Linked DNA regions of Homo sapiens: region 2 is linked to region 1. The links are chromatin loops, found by intact Hi-C in ENCODE. Cell type or tissue: chondrocyte. All regions are shown on one strand. Each heading gives the region's core, and the rest is flanking DNA. Links, peaks and the distances in the headings are about the cores only.

The links. Hi-C counts contacts between places; a loop is a spot of excess contacts. Peaks named below come from ENCODE experiments on the same cell type or tissue, not always from the same donor. Only the 100,000 strongest peaks of a DNase experiment are listed, where the experiment ranks them.
Region 2: a loop joins it to region 1, with 2.2 times the contacts of the local background. A loop is called at or near these places in 1 of 110 quality-filtered maps.

The regions. Positions count from the first base shown.
Region 1 is chr18:79,941,718-79,946,098 of GRCh38, reverse strand. It overlaps SLC66A2 (solute carrier family 66 member 2), which reads left to right. Exons shown (of 6, transcript NM_025078.5): 3 at 2,637-2,770. Among named protein-coding and RNA genes, the nearest start is that of SLC66A2, 7.7 kb to the left of the region's middle. RefSeq lists a silencer at 1,775-1,834. In chondrocyte, for the core only: no CTCF peak of the experiment used is centred there; DNase peaks (open chromatin) are centred at 438, 2,338, 2,558 and 4,228.
Region 2 is chr18:79,855,760-79,860,140 of GRCh38, reverse strand. It overlaps KCNG2 (potassium voltage-gated channel modifier subfamily G member 2), which reads right to left. Exons shown (of 4, transcript NM_012283.2): 2 at 3,689-3,762. Among named protein-coding and RNA genes, the nearest start is that of KCNG2, 60 kb to the right of the region's middle. RefSeq lists enhancers at 3,227-3,356, 3,138-3,432 and a silencer at 3,138-3,432. In chondrocyte, for the core only: no CTCF peak of the experiment used is centred there; no DNase peak of the experiment used is centred there.

The DNA.
Region 1 (4,381 bases), core at 296-4,295:
TCACCCGCCTCCTCCTCCGTCTCGTCATTCATTGCTTCTGTTAAACATTTAAAAAAATGCAGGTGGCCTTTCACACAGAGTGGCCAAAATGGCTCACGTGCAGCCTCATTGCTGGAGGTGAACGTGGTGTGAAGTGGCCTCCGTGTGTCCCAGGGGACTGGCCTATTTTAGATGCTTGCCCAGCGTCACCTCCTCAGCCTCAGGTCTCTGTGGGTGGGTTGACCGGCACCCAGGCCGCTTGGTAGCCAGTGGAGAACGGCCCTGGAAGTGACTGTGAGCTTGGCTGTATCCTCCAGCCTTGGGGGTTGCGATCGTGCTTTATAGTGCAGAGGCTGAGGCCTGGAGGGGGCCGGTGTGGGGGCTGGAGCCAGCCTGTGGGCAGAGTGCCCGTGCCCCCTGCACTCCTGCTCCTGCAGTGTCCCTGCACCTCCGGCCTGTGCCTCAGGCCCAGAAAACCCTGTTCAAGCTGCCTCTTTGCTGCTGGCCGTCCTCTATCCCCGGGCCCATCACCCTCCCTTCTTCTGTTTGCCTCTTAGTCTTGCCTTGTGTGTTTCTCAGAGGCTTCCTCGGGAAGCATCCAGTGAGGCAAGGGGACGGTGGTGGCCCCTGCTGACCTGGGTGATATTCCTGGAGGTACAGCTTGTGTGCCTGCCTGCCTGGCCCCTGTCCACCCTGGGCCATGGCTGCTGACCTGGGTGAGATGCAGCTTGTCTGCTTGCCTGTCTGGCCCCCTGTCTGCCCCAGGCCCAGGCTACTGTTTTCTCTGCCCTTCCCTCTGCTCCCTGAGTCTCTGTGACCTCAGGCAGCTGCTCCCTCTGCTGAAAAGCTCCCAGGAGACAGGGAAGGGCCTTGGTCTCTGAAGCCAGCACAGAGGGAATCAGCATGGCCACCCTCTGAGGACTGCATCCTGGCTCCCTGTCCTCCCAGGAGAACGTCTGTGGCTTTTTCCTGGTTGCTGTGGGAGCCTCACCTGCAAGTGGAACCTTCTTACCTGCTGGGCTGGCTCACCTGCTGAGGGGGCTATAGGGTTCCCCTTGTTCCTGCTCTGAGTTGATAAGGCAGTGCTGAGGGGGCTATGGGGTTCCCCCTGTTCCTGTTCTGTTGATAAGGGGGTGCTGAGGGGGCTGTGGGGTTCCCCCTGCTTCTGCTCTGTGTTGATAAGGGGGTGCTGAGGGGGCTGTGGGGTTCCCCCTGCTTCTGCTCTGAGTCGATAAGGGGTTGCTGAGGGGGCTGCGGGGTTCCCCCTTCTTCTGCTTCGTGTTAAGGGGATGCTGCATGGGAGCTGGAGAGAGGTGGGGGCTGTGGTGGTTGTTGCTAGGTCTTCCAGTTTTTCAGAAGTTGGGAAATGAGGCTGTTATGTAGGATCTCCTGACTTTGACATGTTGGTGACCAGTTCAAGTTTTGAAAATTCCCTTCAGGCCAAACTGCAGGCTGATTGAGATTCCCGCGCTGGAACAGTCAGGGGTTGGGGCTTTCTATGAGTGCGTGCCACACACAGCCCAGCCTTGGAGGTGGTGGCTCTGCAGGCATGTGTCCCAGCTCTGTGGTGGCTCTGGGGAGGCAGAGACCGCAGGGAGGCAGAGACTGCCAGTCATTGGCCTGTGGTTCTGCCCTGCAGAGGCTCCTAGCTGAGCTGAAGAGATGCTCAACCCTGGTCAAAAGTCAGCAAGAAGGCCTGGGAGCCTGCAGCTAGAGGAGCTCGGGGCCAGGGAGGCGTGGGGGCGGGGGTGGTGCAGAGCCTTGGCTGTCTTCTCTTCTGTGGGAGTGTGTGTGCATGTGGAAATTTCGCATCTGGCCCACCTGCTGCTCTGCACACTATCCCCGCCTTCCCCAGGCAGGAAGCAGGGCTGCTGTGAGCTAGAAACTGGGCTTTTTGCCTGGTGGCAACCCGGAGGCTGCAGGGAGGGCCTGGGGCACCTGGGCTGAGCTGTGGGAGGGGACTCAGGGCCACTAGACCCGGGTACCAGTGCCTGGGCCACTGGTTCTGGGGAGCGCCAAATGTGCCGAAGGGTTCTGAGTCAGGCTGTATGGGGGTCTTACGGCCCCTCCCCGGAGCCCTACCCCACCTGGAGTCTGGGAGATGGGCAACAGGTGCCTGGTCACTGTGGTGTTTGCCAACTCCTGGGCTCCTTCCCCGGGATGCCGCTTGGGGCCTGGGAGAGGGGGAGTGGGTGGGCAGTCTTTCCTGCTGCAGGTTCAGGACTGGGTGAGGCGGCGTGGGTGGGCCTCCCTTCTGACCCGGGTCTCTCCCGCTGCAGGTTCGGGATTGGGAGAGGCGGCATGGGCGGGCCTCCCTCCCGACACAGGATCTTTCCTGCTGCAAGTTCGGGACCAGGAGAGGCGGCATGGGTGGGCCTCCCTCCTGACACAGGATCTTTCCTGCTGCAGGTTTGGGACCAGGAGAGGCGGCATGGGTGGGCCTCCCTCCTGACCCAGGTGTCTCCCGCTGCAGGTTCGGGACTGGGAGAGGCGATGTGGGTGGGCCTGACACAGGGTCTCTCCGGCTGCAGGTTCAGGACTGGGAGGGGCGGCGTGGGTGGGCCTCCCTCCTGACCCGGGTCTCTCCCGCTGCAGGTTCGGGACTGGGAGAAGTGGCATGGGTGGACCTCCCTCCTGACACAGTGTCTCTCCCGCAGGTTTGGAAGGCGCTTTGAGTCCCCGCTGCTGTGGCAGAGCGCCATCATGATCCTGACCATGCTGCTGATGCTGAAGCTGTGCACCGAGGTCCGTGTGGCCAACGAGCTCAACGCCAGGCGCCGCTCCTTTACAGGTTGGTGGCCGGCGCTTCGGAATAAAGTCGCAGGGAATCAGGGCGTAGGTGACTCTGGTGAAACAAAAGCCACTCTAATCTGTCCTGATCCAAGCAGCTTTCATTTCACCAAGTGGTGCTGTTATCTCCAGCTGATAGTGTTTTCAGTATGTTAAATGACTTCAGTTAAACGGTTTATGACTTGAAGCAATTCAAGATAATAGTTTCTTCACTGGAAGTTGGGTGAGGCCTCAACACATCTTCACGGTTCCTCTTGGCTGTGAGCGCCATCCCAGACGCTTTCTGTGTCAGAACAAGAAGTGCTCATCTGTGCCTGGCCCATCAGGTCAGACGGTACCAGGTCAGGCGTTTCGTCTGTGTGCGTGGCCTGTACACAAAACACACCCTTTCAGTTCTGCTGTGACTCAGGGGTACCTTAGCCAGGGTCTTCCTCACAGACCTTGTTAAACAGACCCAGAGTCCCCCCGCAGGGTCAGGCAGCCCCTTTATGCGGAGCACACTGCAGTGTTGACAGCTGGGCAGGACCAATCACATGCTTAGCACACATGGCTCCTTAACCTTTGGCAGCTTAGAAAATAGAAAATACTTCTTCCAGTTTTTGCCTATTGCACAGTTTGTTCCAGTCTGAACTCTGTTTGAACATGCAGGCTGGCGGGCTTCTTGTGTGCAGGAGGGTTAAATCCTTCCTTTTGTTTTTCTTCTAATTACTAAATCTAAGACAGCACTCACTTTGGCTTTGAGAGAGAGAGTGATCTCAGCTATCACTTGGAGAAGAGTATCTTCCCAGAGTTTGTTAAGTTTGGGGCTTCTGTGGATTTGAGCTCTTGCCGGGGAGCTGTGTCCCTGTGTTTCTATTCCTGACCGCTACTTCGTCCTGTTGGAGAGGATTCCCACCTCTGCCTTTTTGTCTGCTTCTGTTTCTAGACTGAGGTGACTGTGTGCTGCTTTCAGCCTCTGTAGAAACCAGACCAGCCTCCAGCCAGTGTGACCTGGGCCAGTTAGTGTCGTTGGGGCCACAGAGATGAGCTCCAGCGTCTTTTCTGCGGTGTTCTGTTCTTTCTCCCCATTCACGCCATTCTCCTCTCCTCTGAGTCTCTGCTCTGTTCCCTTCTATTGTGTTTTGGGTTTGAAATTACACCAGAGATGGTACTGAGGATACCACAGATCTTGCCTAGAAAGCAGGCTTTTAAGAACCAGCCGGATTCCCCGCATGAGGAGCTGCGGTTTTACATTTCTGCTTAGGTGACTCGGTCTTGCTCCCCGCAAGGCTTTGCTCCTTCTCTGGACCTGAGCTCCTCATGGCATGTTCCCTGCCCCTTTGAACCTCAGTATTTAACTTGGAACAAGAATGTTCTCACTGTGGGAGGGCCGGCTGGCCGAGAGAACGGTTTGTGCCTAAGATGCCCAGTGCGTTGCTGGGAGTTTCTGCTGTCCTCGGGCTCTGGACATTTGTGCCTAAGATGCCCAGTGCGTTGCTGGGTGTTTCTGCTGTCCTCGGGCTCTGGACATGAGGCCAGACCTTGTGACCTTGTTGGCAGTGGGCAGTGGCTTGATGTGAGGTCCCAGAGACGGCAGGTTGTGAGTGTCCAGGCAGAGCAGCCAGCGTGGGGT
Region 2 (4,381 bases), core at 294-4,293, 86 kb after region 1:
GTTTAAAAGTGTGTGGTACCTACCCCGCAACCTTGTTCTTGCTTTCACCATGTAACGTGCCTGCTCCCCCTTTGCTTTCTGCCATAACTGGAAGCTTCCCAAAGCCTCCCCAGAAGCTTAGCAGACATTGGCACCGTGCCTCCTTTACAGCCTGAAGAACCATGAGCGAATTAAACCTCTTTTCTTTATAAATTACCCAGTCTCAGGTATTCCTTTATAGGAATGCGAACATGGACTAGTACATTACTACTTACTCAAAGTGAGTATAAAGCTACAGCAATCAAGAGTGTAGTACTAGTGTAAAGAGAGACATAAAAATCAATGGAGCAGAATTGAAAGTCCAGAAATGAACCCATAAATCTACCGTCAGTTCACTTTTGACAAGGTCGTCAAGACTATTCAATGGAGAAGTAATAGTGTCTCCAACAAACGGTTATCCACATGTAAAAAAATAAAGTTGGACCCTGCTATCGTTTGGATATTGGCCTCCAAATCTTATATTGGAATTTGATACCCAGTGTCGGAGGTGGGGCCTAATGGGAGGGGTTTGGGTCATGGGGGCTGATCCCTCATGCATGGCTGGGAGGTGTCTTCATGGTAATGAGTGAGTTCTCGCTCTATGAGTTCACTCCAGAGTTGGCTGTTGAACCCGCCTGGCACCCCTAGCCCTTGCTTCCTCCATCTCCGTGTGGTCTCTGCACACACCAGCTCCACGCCATCTTCTGCCATGACTGGAGCTGCCTGTGGCCTTCCTCAGATGCAGATGCCTGATCTTGAACTTTTCCAGACATCAGAATCATGATGACATCACAAGCTTCTTTTTAAAATGAATTACCTGGCTCCAGGTATTCCTTTATAGCAACACTGAATGGACCAAGATGCCTACATCACACTATATATAAAAACTAATTCAAACTAGATCAAAGACCTTAATGTAAGAGCTAAAACTCCAAAACACACGTAGAAGAAAACAGACTGTACATCTTCATGACCATGGATGAGACATTGGTTTCTGAAACAGAATGCCAAAAGCACAAGCAACAAAAGAAAAAAAGATAAATTGGACTTCATTCCAATGAAACTCTTGTATATCAAAGAACAGGACCAGGAAAATGAATGACAAGTAACGGTGGAAAAAAAAAGAGCTGCAAGTCCCGTATCTGATAAGAGTCCAGTATCCAGGATGTTAGGAACTCTTGGAGCTCAACAACAAATGACAAACAACCCAATTTAAACATGGGCAGAGGATCTGAATAGATATTTCTCCCGAGGAAGTATGTGAATGGCTAATAAGCACATGAAAGGTGATCAATATCATTAGTCATTATGGAAACGTAAATTAAAACTACAAGATACCACTTCACATCCACTAGGGTCGTTATAGTCAAACAAATGGAAAAAAAAAACCCAACAAGTGTTGGAAAGGATGTGGAAAAATTGGACCCCTGTACATTGCTGGTGGGAATATAAAATGTCACAGCCACAGTGGAAAACAGTCTGGCAGTTCCTCAAAAATTTAAACATGGAGTTCTCATGTGACCCGGTGACCCCACTCCGAGATGTACACTCAAGACAAATGAAAACATGTGTTCACACAAAAACTTGTACATAAATGTTCACAGTGGCATTACTAGAATAGCCAAAAACTGAAAACAACCCAAATTCCATCAACTGATAAACGGAGAAGCAAAATATGGGCCTCCATACAGGAATGTTATGCAGCCACAAACAGGAACCAAGTGCTGCTAATGCCACAGTGTGGATAAAACCTATGCTAAGAGAAAGAAGCCAGGCAGAAAAGGTCACATATACTGGGAATCCGTTTATATAAAATGTCCGAGCTGGGCACGGTGGCTCACGCCTGTAATCCCAGCATTTTGGGAGGCTGAGGCGGGTGGATCACTTGAGGTCAGGAGTTTGAGACCAGCTTGGTCAACATGGCGAAACCCTGTCTCTACCAAAAAATACAAAACTTAGCTGGGTGCAGTGGCGGGCGCCTGTAGTCCCAGCTACTCGGGAGGCTGAGGCAGGAGAATCACTTGAACCCGGGAGTCAGAGGTTGCAGTGAGACAAGATCACGCCACTGCGCTCCAGCCTGGGAGACAGAGCGAGACTGTCTCAAAAAATAAAATAAATAAAATAAAATATCCATGATAAGTAAATTCACAGAGACAGAAAGCCGGCAAGGGGGTTCCAGAGGATGGGAAGAGGGGCGATGGGGAGTGACTGCTAATGGCTCAGAGTTTCTTTTGGGACGATGAAAAGTCCTGGAATTAGATAGTGGTGATGGTTGCACAGCATTGTTAATACACTAAAAACCACAGAATCGTGCACATAAAAATGGTAAATATAACGTTAGGTGAATTTTATCTCCATTTATAAAAATCATTCTGAGTGAGTAGGTCTCGGGGGGATCCAGTAACACGCAAGCCTCATCACTGAGGCTTGAGAGCCGCTGCCTTCCACCGCCAACGTCAAGCCCTTTTTCTGGTTGTTGCTGACAACTGTATTCTAGGACCTCTGCCAAGTAAAGCTTAAACCCACCACTACGGCAAGTCAGGAACCAGAGAAGAGGGGGCGTGGTGGGTTTGCTCAGTGTAGCTCGCAGACTGCCCACTCGACCCAAGCGTGTGATTCATTAGAGATTTTAGGGGGAAAAAGTCAAATGAAAAGGAAGGAGTGAGGGAAAGACAGTCTAACAAAATGGCATTAGTTAGCTTGCCAGTAAGAGCTCAGCACCCCAGTGAAGAATTGCATAAGTCGCTTCTGAATGGGAGAAAGCTCCTTGGATGACTACTGCAATGGAGGCCAGGAGAGAAGCGCTCCATAATCACCGGGACCACGTGTGCTGTGACCTTCAGCGCCAAGTTCGCTGCATGAGAAGAGGGGGGACGTGGTCAGGATTCAAATGGTTATGTGTGCCTCTGTGCCCCAAGGTTCACTCAGTGAACATGTGATCCAAACCTCTGTGCCAGACACCCCATGCCAAGGACATGGCCTGAAGCATAGATCTGAGGAACACAGACAAGTCCGATTCATCCAATACCACACAGGGCTGTGGGGGCGGCTGTGGGGGCGGCTGTGGGGGGCAGGCAGAGAGGTCCACAAAGCAGGAGAGCTCCTCTGGGACGGAGGGCTGGCCCAGCAGAAGGGCTGGAGCAGGGCATCTGATTTTATTCAAAAGCAATCAGCTGCTTAGGTCATGGAAACCTGCTGCGGAGATTTCCCGAGCCCTACAAGTCAAGCGCTCTGGGGGATTAAAGGCTCTGAAGGTTCCAACCTGCCGGCCTCCCCAGGGCTCACAAGACGGAGCTTCCTAATGCAGCAGGAAGTCGTCTGAACGTGCTGCCTCAGAAACTGCCCGGAATAAGCAGCAGCTGTCCCAGTTTGTCGAAGAAGCCTAGCGTGCAAACCCAGCTGCTGGAGCCCTTTGTGGCGTGGCAGACGGCCCCGTGAGCTCCCCTGTCCTCTGCAGTCCCAGGCGGGGTTCGGAAGGGGCTGCGCCTGAGTTCTGGGCTGCCTGTGAGGCATGCCTTTGACAGGTGTGTGTCAACAGTCACCAGAGTCTCAGCTTTACCATCAGCAGAAGGCACAAGAACCCACCAAGAAGACCCTCTCTCTGAAATGGAAAATGATAATCCCAGTACGACTTGAGGTTTCTTGCCCTTCTGGCAGGTTCTGGGTTTACCTGGCTCTGTGAAGGTACAGGGTATTCTCTTTCAGGGAACCGGTGAAAACACAGCTGAGACCAGCGGCTTCGACCTGGAAAATGAACATCCAGTTTCACCCTAAGGGACAGAGAGTCACCTGCGTTATTACTGCGGAGCATCGTGGCTCTGACGCCCCACCCCTCCAGTCCCCGCGAGCACACACACCAGGCTTGCAGGACAGGTTGACTTCCCTTGTAGCCAAATCCATTGCATGCTCCATTTTTTTGTAGGCAGGGATGAATAATTATTAAAATAAGTGGATAATCAGGTATAACCTGGAACTTTTGCTGTAAAAGGCTTTCTTCCTCCCAGAACATACATTTTAAAATATGGACGTAAGTTATATGCTACATTAGAAATGTTCTAAAGCTAATTACTTGATTTAGGAGATTACAAAGTTACTTCTGAAAGCTCTGGAGTTCCTCCCCATTCTCTGCAAAACGTCAGAAAAAGAAAGACAACGCACAGCTCAATAGAAAAAATGGGCCAACTGACATAAAGTTCACATCAAAGGGGGAAAAGGCTTCCAACATATGAAAAAATGCTCAATTTCATTCATAAGAGCAAAAATAAGCATCTTGAATTGCCACAGGTATTAGACTAGATCAACCAGTTTGACGACACACTCTTGTCAAGAGTGTGGGGTCTGGTTCAGTGACGACAGAGGTGAA